Regions from separate parts of the Homo sapiens genome. Here region 1 is linked to region 2. Evidence: chromatin loops called from intact Hi-C (ENCODE). Cell type or tissue: heart right ventricle. All regions are shown on one strand. Region 1 holds the start of RGPD3 (RANBP2 like and GRIP domain containing 3). Region 2 overlaps UXS1 (UDP-glucuronate decarboxylase 1).

What was found. Peaks named below come from ENCODE experiments on the same cell type or tissue, not always from the same donor. Only the 100,000 strongest peaks of a DNase experiment are listed, where the experiment ranks them.
Region 1: it touches region 2 in a loop (8-fold over the local background); 28 of 110 quality-filtered maps call a loop at or near these places.

The regions. Positions count from the first base shown.
Region 1 is chr2:106,467,737-106,472,736 of GRCh38, forward strand. RGPD3 (RANBP2 like and GRIP domain containing 3) reads right to left here and starts at 677. Exons shown (of 23, transcript NM_001144013.2): 1 at 481-677. The coding sequence starts at 552. RefSeq lists a silencer at 1-140. In heart right ventricle, a CTCF peak has its summit at 3,118 (motif pointing left); a DNase peak (open chromatin) is centred at 3,118.
Region 2 is chr2:106,102,558-106,107,557 of GRCh38, forward strand. It overlaps UXS1 (UDP-glucuronate decarboxylase 1), which reads right to left. Exons shown (of 15, transcript NM_001253875.2): 11 at 2,237-2,280. Among named protein-coding and RNA genes, the nearest start is that of ECRG4, 39 kb to the left of the region's middle. In heart right ventricle, a CTCF peak has its summit at 1,997 (motif pointing right); a DNase peak (open chromatin) is centred at 1,972.

The DNA.
Region 1 (5,000 bases), 370 kb after region 2:
CGCCAGGGAGCAGCGCCCGTCGGGAGCCATGACGCCTGAGCCATCAAGGCAGCCGCCGGGCCAGGTCGAGGCCGCGGCCTCAACAGAGCGCGCCAGGGAGCAGCGCCCGTCGGGAGCCATGACGCCTGAGCCATCGAGGCCGCCGCAGGGCCAGGTCGAGGCCGGCGCCTCAACAGAGCGCGCCAGGGAGCAGCGCCCGTCGGGAGCCATGACGCCTGAGCCATCGAGGCCGCCGCAGGGCCAGGTCGAGGCCGGCGCCTCAACAGAGCGCGCCAGGGAGCAGCGCCGGTCGGGAGCCATGACGCCTGAGCCATCGAGGCCGCCGCAGGGCCAGGTCGAGGCCGCCGCCTCCACAGAGCGCGCCAGGGAGCAGCGCTCGTCGGGAGCCATGACGCCTGAGCCATCGAGGCCGCCGCCGGGCCGGGTCGAGGCCGCCGCCCGGCCAGGTCGAGGCCGTCGGTCTCTTCCAGACCCACTCACCTTTCGAGGCGACGGGGCGGAGCCCTGCACCGAGGCGACGTACCGCTCCCCGTAGGCCTTGCTGCAACTCATCGCGCCACCAACCTGGCTCCCGAGATGCGTGAGACCAGCGCTCAGCCCCGCAGCAGTCGCCAATTCCAAGAGGAAAGCGCCTGAAAGCCACTGAGGCAGCGGCGTAGCCGGCGGAGGACCACTGTGACGAACTTGTGTCCTGCGTCAACAGTGTGTGGAACGTTGGCGACTTCGGCGCTCGAGCTGCACTCGGCTGGGCTCTTGGCAGCACCCTGTGCTCTGAGGGTGTCTTGCCCGCCGGGCGCCGTGGCTCACGCCTGTAATCCCAACACTTTGGGAGGCTGAGGCGGGCGGATCACTTGAGGTCAAGAGTTCAAGACCAGCCTGGCCAACATGGTGAAAGCCCATCTCTACTAAAAATACAAAAATTAGCCAGGTGTGGTGGCAGGTGCCTGTAGTCCCAGCTATTTGGGAGGCTGAGGCAGGAGAATCGCTTGAACCCAGGAGGTGGAGGTTGCAGTACGGTGAGATTGCCCCACTGTACTCTAGCCTGGATGACAGGGCAAGACTCCATCTCAAAAAAAAAAAAAAAAAAAAAAAAAAAAAGACTAAACTGTGATTTGAGGCAGCTGAGGAACTAAGAGCCCAGGAAGAAAGGACAGTAATGAAAAAGCCAACAAATGAGACCAGTATTTAGTGGTATTTCCCCTATAGGCAATTATTTATTCAAAAATACAGGAACAGCATTTATTTGCTTAACTGCAGATATGCAAACAAAAAATTTAAATGGTCTTAGTTACTATCTACATGCAGATGCTTCCAATCTTAATCTCTAGTCATGACCACTGATCCTTTTTTGATTCCTTTAATTCAATTTATATATCTCTAAGTGAATATCTTGTCAACACTGACAATCAAGACTAAGATGTATTTATTCTATTCCAGATTCTACTCTAAAAGTCACCAGGAAAAATTCAGCTCCACTGGTCCTGGCTCTAAGTCTACTAGCAAAATCTTCCAGAGAAGTGGAAAAGCCATCAGCCAATGTGTTAGACTATCATTTCCATGACCTTACACCTATCAAAAAGGCACTATTACCAGGCTTATAGAATTCTAAAAAAGTTGGAAACCATTTTCCATTATAAAAGAAATTCTTCCAAATCACACAAAACACTCTGACGCTTCTCCAATTCCCCCTTTCAATGTTCCGCAAATGTGCTGGTTTGAAGGAAAAAAAATTCAATGTGGCACATGTTTAAAAATATAATGAAGACATAGACATTATCAAATACAACTGATAGCACTAACCTTCCCTTTGAACCGTCCCTAAACATCCACACTCACATGTCCTTTAAATACAAACCACTTTTCTCCAGGCTTCCTAACTTGGTAAATCCAGGTACCTTCCCAGGTCGTTCAGAGAATTGGGAGCCTCGTTCCACATCACTTTTCCCCAGCCCAGCAGCACAAAACCAATCAGCTGACAAATTCATTTCCACCTCTCAAGGCCTCTCATATTAATCCCTCCTTTCCACACATATACTGCCCTAGCTCAGACCCTCTCATACTTCTTAAACTGACACAGACAACCTCACTTGGAGGCTAACTGGTCTCCTTATCTTTAATCCCAAAATACACCTATTTACCACACAGATCCAAAACCTCGTAACTCCTTTCTCAAAATCCTGTAATGCCCTGTCAATTGCATTCAGAAGAAAACCACCTTTTCATCCTTTCTCCCTTTAAGAGCACATTGGTAAGAGTGTAAATCCCAGTTCTACCACTTAGTAGGTTTATTTCATTTGTAACCTCTATCTCATTTGTAAAAAAAAAGAATCATAGTACTCTCTTCTCAATAAAACTGTTCTAAGGAAATAATTAATACTAATAAAGCACTGAGAACAATGCCTAGCACATAGAAAATGCCCAAAAAAGGTTATTATTGTTATCCAAACCCTATCCTGCCTCACCCTACAGACTACTTGTACTTTTATAAGTATTTATTCTACAGATTTATTGAGTCCTTATGACTAGGAGATGAAGATACAAATATCCATTAAAAAATGTTCCGCATTATCTAGCCTTCCTGCCTGTGCCTGTGTGGTTTCTCCTTGCCCTGAATGCTCCTTTCTACCTACAGATATCCTACTCAACCCCAAGGTCCAAACGAAGACTGACATGTCTCTCAGAGATGAGGCTTTGATTTTGCCATGTCCTCCCATTGGATGTCATCTTCCCATCAGTCAATCAACGATGGTACTCTCTTTTCCACATTACTGAGTCATGAGTCTTTCTTAAATTCTAATTTCTTATGCAGACAGTACATCAACTCCACACAATTGTGAGATCCCTAGATGGAAAAGAATGTATCATTTCCATCTCTCCAGCACCTTCAAAAAGTATCACATACATCACAAGGGAGGTCAGTGTATGTTAACTGAATCACTTCTGTTTGAAAACATTTATTCTGCAAGTAGAAACTAAAATTAAGTTAACCATGGAAAGAACTAATGTTTAACCAAACTTCTTTAAAAAATGTTAACTTTTTGGCAACACCTAGTCCTTTTCTTACCTCGTCCAATGATCCAAGGAGTTTACTAAGAGGCTTTGGAGCACTAACGCCATCTAGTGGAGTACTGGGCCGAGGCATTGTGTTGGACATCGTCAGAGAGGGAGCTGGCAGTCCAGGAATAAAAACCTTTCCCACCTTTAAGCAATAAAAACATGTGGAAAAAAAAAATACTGCCTTTAATGCATCACATCCTTAAATAAAATGTTAAGGAATATAAACATATATTTCTTTTGATATTTCTAAGTTTATGCTCAACAAACACAGCAAAGAAACAATTCAAATGTCAATAATCTATTGAATTCCACTATCCAACTGTAAATATGTTGGTATAATTTCTTTTTTTTTTTTTTTGAGATAAGATCTCACTCTTTCCCTGTGGCTGGAGTACAGTGGCATGATCTCAGCTCACTGCAGCCTCAACCTACCAGGCTCAAGTGATCCTCCCACTTCAGCCTCCTGAGTAGCTGGAACTACAGGCACATGCCACTATGCCTGGTTAATTTTGTATTTTTTGGTAGAGACGGGGTTTCACCATGTTATCCAGGCTGGTCTTGAACTTCTGGGCTGAAGCCATCTGCCCACCTAGACCTCTCATACCTTAGTATAATTTCTCTTGGTTGGATTCCTTCTCTTCATTACTGAAGACTTTTTTGGAAGGCAAGGAGAGGAATGTTAATATAGTCAACACATTATATAAAAATCTGTACACTATGTACTCTTCTACCTTATTGGTCATAAAGACAGTAAGAACAGCGGCTGGGCGCGGTGGCTCACGCCTGTAATCCTAACACTTTGGGAGGCCGAGGTGGGCAGATCACAAGGTCAGGAGTTCAAGAGCATCCTGCCTAACACAGTGAAACCCCATCTCTACTAAAAATTAAAAAAAAAAAATTAGCCGGGCATGGTGGCAGGCACCTGTAGTCCCAGCTACTCTGAGGCTGAGGCAGGAGAATGGTGTGAACCCGGCAGGTGGAACTTGCAGTGAGCCGAGATCGTGCCACTGCACTCCAGCCCAGGCAACAAGAACGAAACTCTGTCTCAAAAAAAAAAAAAGAATGAGTTGACAATCCATGCTAACCACTCCTTATTTTGGCTATCTGTAGGGTACTTAGCAAAAACAGAAATTCACATCTGTACAGGCTGAAAACTTGATAAGACTAAAAAGGAGATGCTCAGAACTAAAATGAGATCTTAACAATGTACATATTCATGTTAACACACTACTCAAAAGCTAACAAAATAACAGAAGTTGCCCCAATAAAATCCTTAGGCTTAAAAAACAAAAATAACAGTGAGAACTAATTATGCATAATTTTTTAAAAGCTATCTCAAACCCCTAATTTACGAAAAGATGGAATAAGCACATACCATGCTATTCCCTCATTAATCACCAAAAAGAAAAAAAAACTGAATAAAATTTATAATGCAACTAACAGAAGATTCTGAAAAAGTGAAGAAAAGAAGACAAACTGGCTAGTAACCTGAGACCCAGGAATGACCTAATGATGAATTCCCTAGGTTTCTGGTTTTTTTGACTCCTTACATAACCAGGCCTCAGGCTTTCAAAGAGCCTATAACACAGACATGCCAACGTTCACAGACAAAACACGCCCTAAGAAAATCTTAGTCTTTCCAGCCAAAGTGTTGGGAAAAGAATGACCAACCAGGACAGAAACTTTTCACTATATCTGCCCTACTCTTTACAAACACCATGAAAAAAGTCATGGCCGTCCCTTCCTCCTCATCAGGAGGCACAGTGAAAATTTTGAATGTCCCTCGTCTATTTGAGGAAGTCCCCTTCTATTTCTAGATGCTGAGGATTTTTTTAATATTTGATTTTATCAAATATTAAATTTTGATATTTGATTTTATCAAATGATTTCTCTGCATCTATTTAGATCCTTGGTCAGCAAACCATGTTCCATGACCAAATCTG
Region 2 (5,000 bases):
TTTGTTATGTAAATGAGGACAAAACCGGCCATGAGAATATTAAACAGAGTCATGCCAAAATGCCGATGCGGATGGCCACCTAGACCTCAGACTCCCTGCACTGTTGTTTCGAGGCAATCATGGGTTTGGGGAATGGTTAATTTAGTACAGTAACTATATGGACCCAGACATCGTGCATTACTAAAAGACGCTCAGTTCCTAAAAAATTGCTTGTGAAAAACATCAAAACTTTGGTCAGTTAATGAACTCATCTGAGTCCTCAATAACTAAAAAGTTTAAGTCAGGAAACCCTTGCCCAAGTATGGCAAAGTCCCTGAAGCCTCATCATCTCAGACTCTGCTAATGTGAAACCAGAGAGGATCACCAGAGTGGGGAGTAAATAAATACTACTGAAGTGTTATGAAATGGGTTTTCTAAAAGGGTTAACAACCATGTGTCTAGGGAAACTGCTCATGCCCTCTTTTCAAGTAGTCAAGTGGTGTGGGAGAGGACGATGCATGTGATGGCAGCTAGGAGCATGAGCCACGACCATCAAAGCAGGCACAGGACAGTGACCAGGCCATCAGAGCGGGCCAGGGTGCATTTTGTCCTGAGCTGGGACAGCACATAGCACAGGCATCACTGAATGCTCAAAATATTTTAGTCCTAGCAAAAAGAAAAGTCTCTGAGGCTATTTTAAATGAATTTTGCACACAATGCCCTTGAGATAATGAGAGCAGAAAGAAGAATGGGTCCTGACTGGTTTCCTTTTACCGCACAACATCTCATTGATATTCCATGTGGTGTGGGGGCTGGAGAAGCCTGGGCGCCACTGGTGAGGCAGCCCGAGGCAGGCACACATAACCGAGGACAGCAAGACTCCCTCAGAAAAGGGCACAGCTGGGTGAGTGGAGGAGGATGGGATAAGAACGCGTCACTATGGAAAGACGGTACTCAATCCAAGGGAGGCCCACAATTTGGTCCCCATACAGAAGTGTGCCATGATAGTTTCCTCCAGGGACATAGTGCCTACGTTAAGTGCTTTGAAATGAACACAGTCCCAAAGCGGGGGCAGCTGCCATTTCCCTGTTAAATCGCTTTTTAGAATATGCATGCCTATTTGGGCCACAAAGTTGGTTATAGTACACTTCTGGGCTTTTGCCCCTTGAGGCAAGATATTAATGGGTGGGGAGGAAAAAACTACTGGCTGTGTAAATGTTTACTCACAGCTTTCTTTTGGAGTAAATGGAAATTCACAAATACTTTCAGCAAAAATCTACAGTGGTTATTTTGATTTCTTTTTAAAATTTTATTTTACTACCAGTTCCATTTCTCCACGGGACTCCTACCCAGGACCCCTACCTAAGGGTCCTGGGTAGGTACAATTTTATGTGGTTGCTTTGGCTGAGGTGGGACTTGGGGGCTGCCCCGACCTGCACAACAGCCACCATCTCACCCTAGTGCCCCTGGGATGGCCCTAAGACAGCAGGAATAACACTTCCTGATTGACAGGCATACTGGGGTATTTGCAATGAAGAGTGAAAATATGTGGGTTCAAAATATAGAACTGGGTTTTACAACAATTCAGGATACCAGAAACTTTCACAGAATTTACAATAGCCACATACTGGTGGATGCACTTTGGCATACACAACTGCTTCTATCCTAACTACTCTGAGAATCCACACTGCCTTCTAAAATTAATCACCAACGGAATGGAACAACAGAACAGTGGGTTTATAAGGGCTGCCAAGAAAGCAATAAAAATCACCACGTGAATCTATTCAAAAAATATATTTTTATCTGCATTTAGTTTCAGCGTGAAATTCAACATAAGAACACTATCTACCTTGTGCCCTCCACAAGGACTATCTCCTCCACCCCGCGAGCCATGTTTGCAATGGGTCAGATTCTGGCATTCACAGGTCTGCTGGATGCAAAAGGCCATCTCTTAACTCCACCTGCGCTGAAATCACCCAAGTCACCCTCAGAGCTGGGCAACTTCACCCACACACCGCTAGGTGGCAGTAAAAGATTAGCACATGAGTCACGATAGTCATGGAGATGAATGCAAATTTTAACTTTTAAACAGAGAACAGCAAGTTTTCCCATCATAAAATTAAAAATTTTTAATCAATATATAGTGTTAGCGTTGTGGAAATGGTTAACATATACAAGACACTGAACTGTCTGTCAAGTTGGCATGACCCCTGCTCCAAAGCACTGCTAAGGCTGGGGCAGGGCAGGACAGTCTTACCTGACGTACTGGAACGCCCTTGTCTGAGACCCGGATCCGTATACCTGGAAGGAAACCAACAGTTAGGCCTCCTGATAAAACCACACCCGTCCTGCGTAGGTGTCCTTGAAACTCCAGGGGACACAGTCCGACCTTGAAACTGATCCCAGGGGGCAGTGATGCTGACTCAAAGCATCTAGCACCACATCCCGCACTCTACTTCGAGACCATGCCTTGACAGTGAGATGGTGGCAGCAATACCTAAAGTGTGCACCTGGTATAGCTGTGTAAAGTTTTCCCTCAAAAGACAGTGCCTGAAGGAATTCGCTTCTGCTGGAGTCTTACGATGTGTCAGGCATCATGTGAGGCTCTGGGGGGCTGTGACCTCAGAGTCCAGCTAGGTGACAGATCTACACACAAACATTAATACATGCATTTAACTGGGGTTCCTCACACTGACTGCCCAACAGCAGAGCTGGGGATGCCGCCCAGGCTGGTTCACAGACTGTTTGGGATGAGGCCGGCATCTCCTGGTATTGTTACAGCTAGCTCCCCAGGAGATTCTAATATAAGGCCAAGGTGGAGAGGCATGCAGGAGACTCTGAAAGTGATGCGGAGGTGGCAGGAGGAGGGTCACATTCCCCTTTGTTTCCACTGCACATTTGCTCCACACTTCCATAGCTTGGCTTGTGTTCTTTGCTCTGCCAGCTGAGACCGTCTTGTCTACTTTCCACCTGGCAGAGTGCTACTCATCCTTTAGGGACAAGCTCTGATGCCACCTCCTGGAGAAGCTTCTCTGGCTCATTGCCCAGGGAAAGCCCTTTGCCAACTGCCCCCAACTGTGAACTCCCCAGAAGGACTGGTGTCCGAACCCCCTTTGCCCTGCTGGAGCCCAGCACGATGTGAGGTGCGATACCAGCATGGGATGAGCATCTGCTGAATGACCTGCGGAGCGCCACGGATCACGCCACTCACTGAGGCGGAGACGGCAACAGAGGTGCTTGGGGAGATCTCCTAAGCGCGGCATCACAGGAACAAGAGTGCCCTCGGGGGTTTTGTTTGCTTGTGTACCTCCCTGTGGTGGAAAGCAGGCAGCTGGGAAGAAGGGACTGCCTTTGGGAACAAGCTTGATTATAACAACCCTGGGGTCTCTTCCCGCCTGACAGCAAAAAAGAGCCCCTGCCAGCAGCTCTGTGAACAGCACCAGCCCCCTCAGCACCAGACACTCAGCCTGGCTTTCCCAGAGCTCCCCGCTCCAGCTCTGAGAAGGAAAAGGGGAAGGATCAGGTGGAGAAGAAAAGCACACGCATGGCCTGGCGCGGTGGCTCAAGCCTGTAATCCCAGCACCTTGGGAGGCCGAGATGGGCAGATCACCGGAGGTCGGGAGTTCGACACCAGCCTGACCAACATGGAGAAACCCTGTCTCTGCTAAAATTACAAAATTAGCTGGGTGTGGTGGTGGGCGCCTGTAATCCCAGCTACTAGGGAGGCTGAGGCAGGAGAATTGCTTGAACCTGGGAGGCGGAGGTTGCAGTGAGCCGAGATCGTGCCATTGCACTCCAGCCTGGGCAACAAGAGTGAAACTCCGTCTCAAAAAAAAAAAAAAAAAGCACATGCATCAAACCCCCTGAAAGCCTTATTTATTTATTTAAAAAGCAGGTTCAAAGGCTATCTCTGTTTTCTTAATAAACATTTATATGCCAATTCCACAGGTGTATCAGTTCTATCTATGTAGGTTCTGTTCTTGGGGGGAAGGCCTTACACTGAGAAAAGGCTGGGGATACTGAGGAATGGGGATTCCTGTCAACACAGAAACTACAGCTGCAACAAATCTCAGTAAAGGAACATTGAGGAAGGATGGGCATGGGCCTCTTGGAAGCAGAGGGGAATTCCTTGACAGTTCTGCCTGAACCTGATTCTCTGGCCTGGCTGATACTTCTGATACATGTGAGGAAGGTAGGAAGCAGTGGGCCTGAGTTGGTAGGACAGGAGGTCCACCCACTGCCAGCTCCCTCAGCCTGGAAACTCCCCTCTACACCAGTGCCGTAGGTGTAACTCTTTTTGTTTTTTACAACCTTATTTTGGAGATGAGGTAATGGAAGGTCAAAGCGCTGGAGTGACCTGCATTCAGCAGAGTGAAATTTATCTTGACTCCAAGTTCAGAATTCTTTTTCCTGCCCTATTGTGTTCATAATTTCAGAACTACCTGTAGATTTTTTTTTCTTTTTTCAAACTGTGGCTCTCAGGCTGGCACCAGGCCATTCTCCAACCTCACTGTAGTGAGTATCGGATTTAGGCAACTCCCGCGTCACAGGCTCCTCCACAGGTGGGTTTGGGGCTGTGCTGCTGTCCTGCCCATTGCCTCTGTCTGCATCCGGGGCTCTGCTCTCAAAGCTGAGCGCACAGATGCACCTCTGCTGCTTGTTTTGCACCTTCCCACCACACTCAGTCAGGGCCACTGTGATGGTGGGCTCACCAGTCTGCTAGTGCATTCCAGCCACATTCACAGAAAGCCCACCTTTGTCCAGAGCGGCAGTGGCCTTCAACAAGCCAGCCGAGGCCAGTCTTCAGTCTGATCTAAAGCCCAGGCTCACTCATCAGAGCAGCGGTGTCCACTCACACACCGTCTCTCAGAGAGGAGCCATGGAAGAGCACAGTGGCAGCTTTCCATTCCACCGAAACATGCTGACCCCAAGCCCTGGAGGAACACAATCCAGGGCAATACATGCTGGGTAAGCCCCCCGACCGGGATGGGTTAACTAGGCTGCCAGGGTCAGGATGTGAA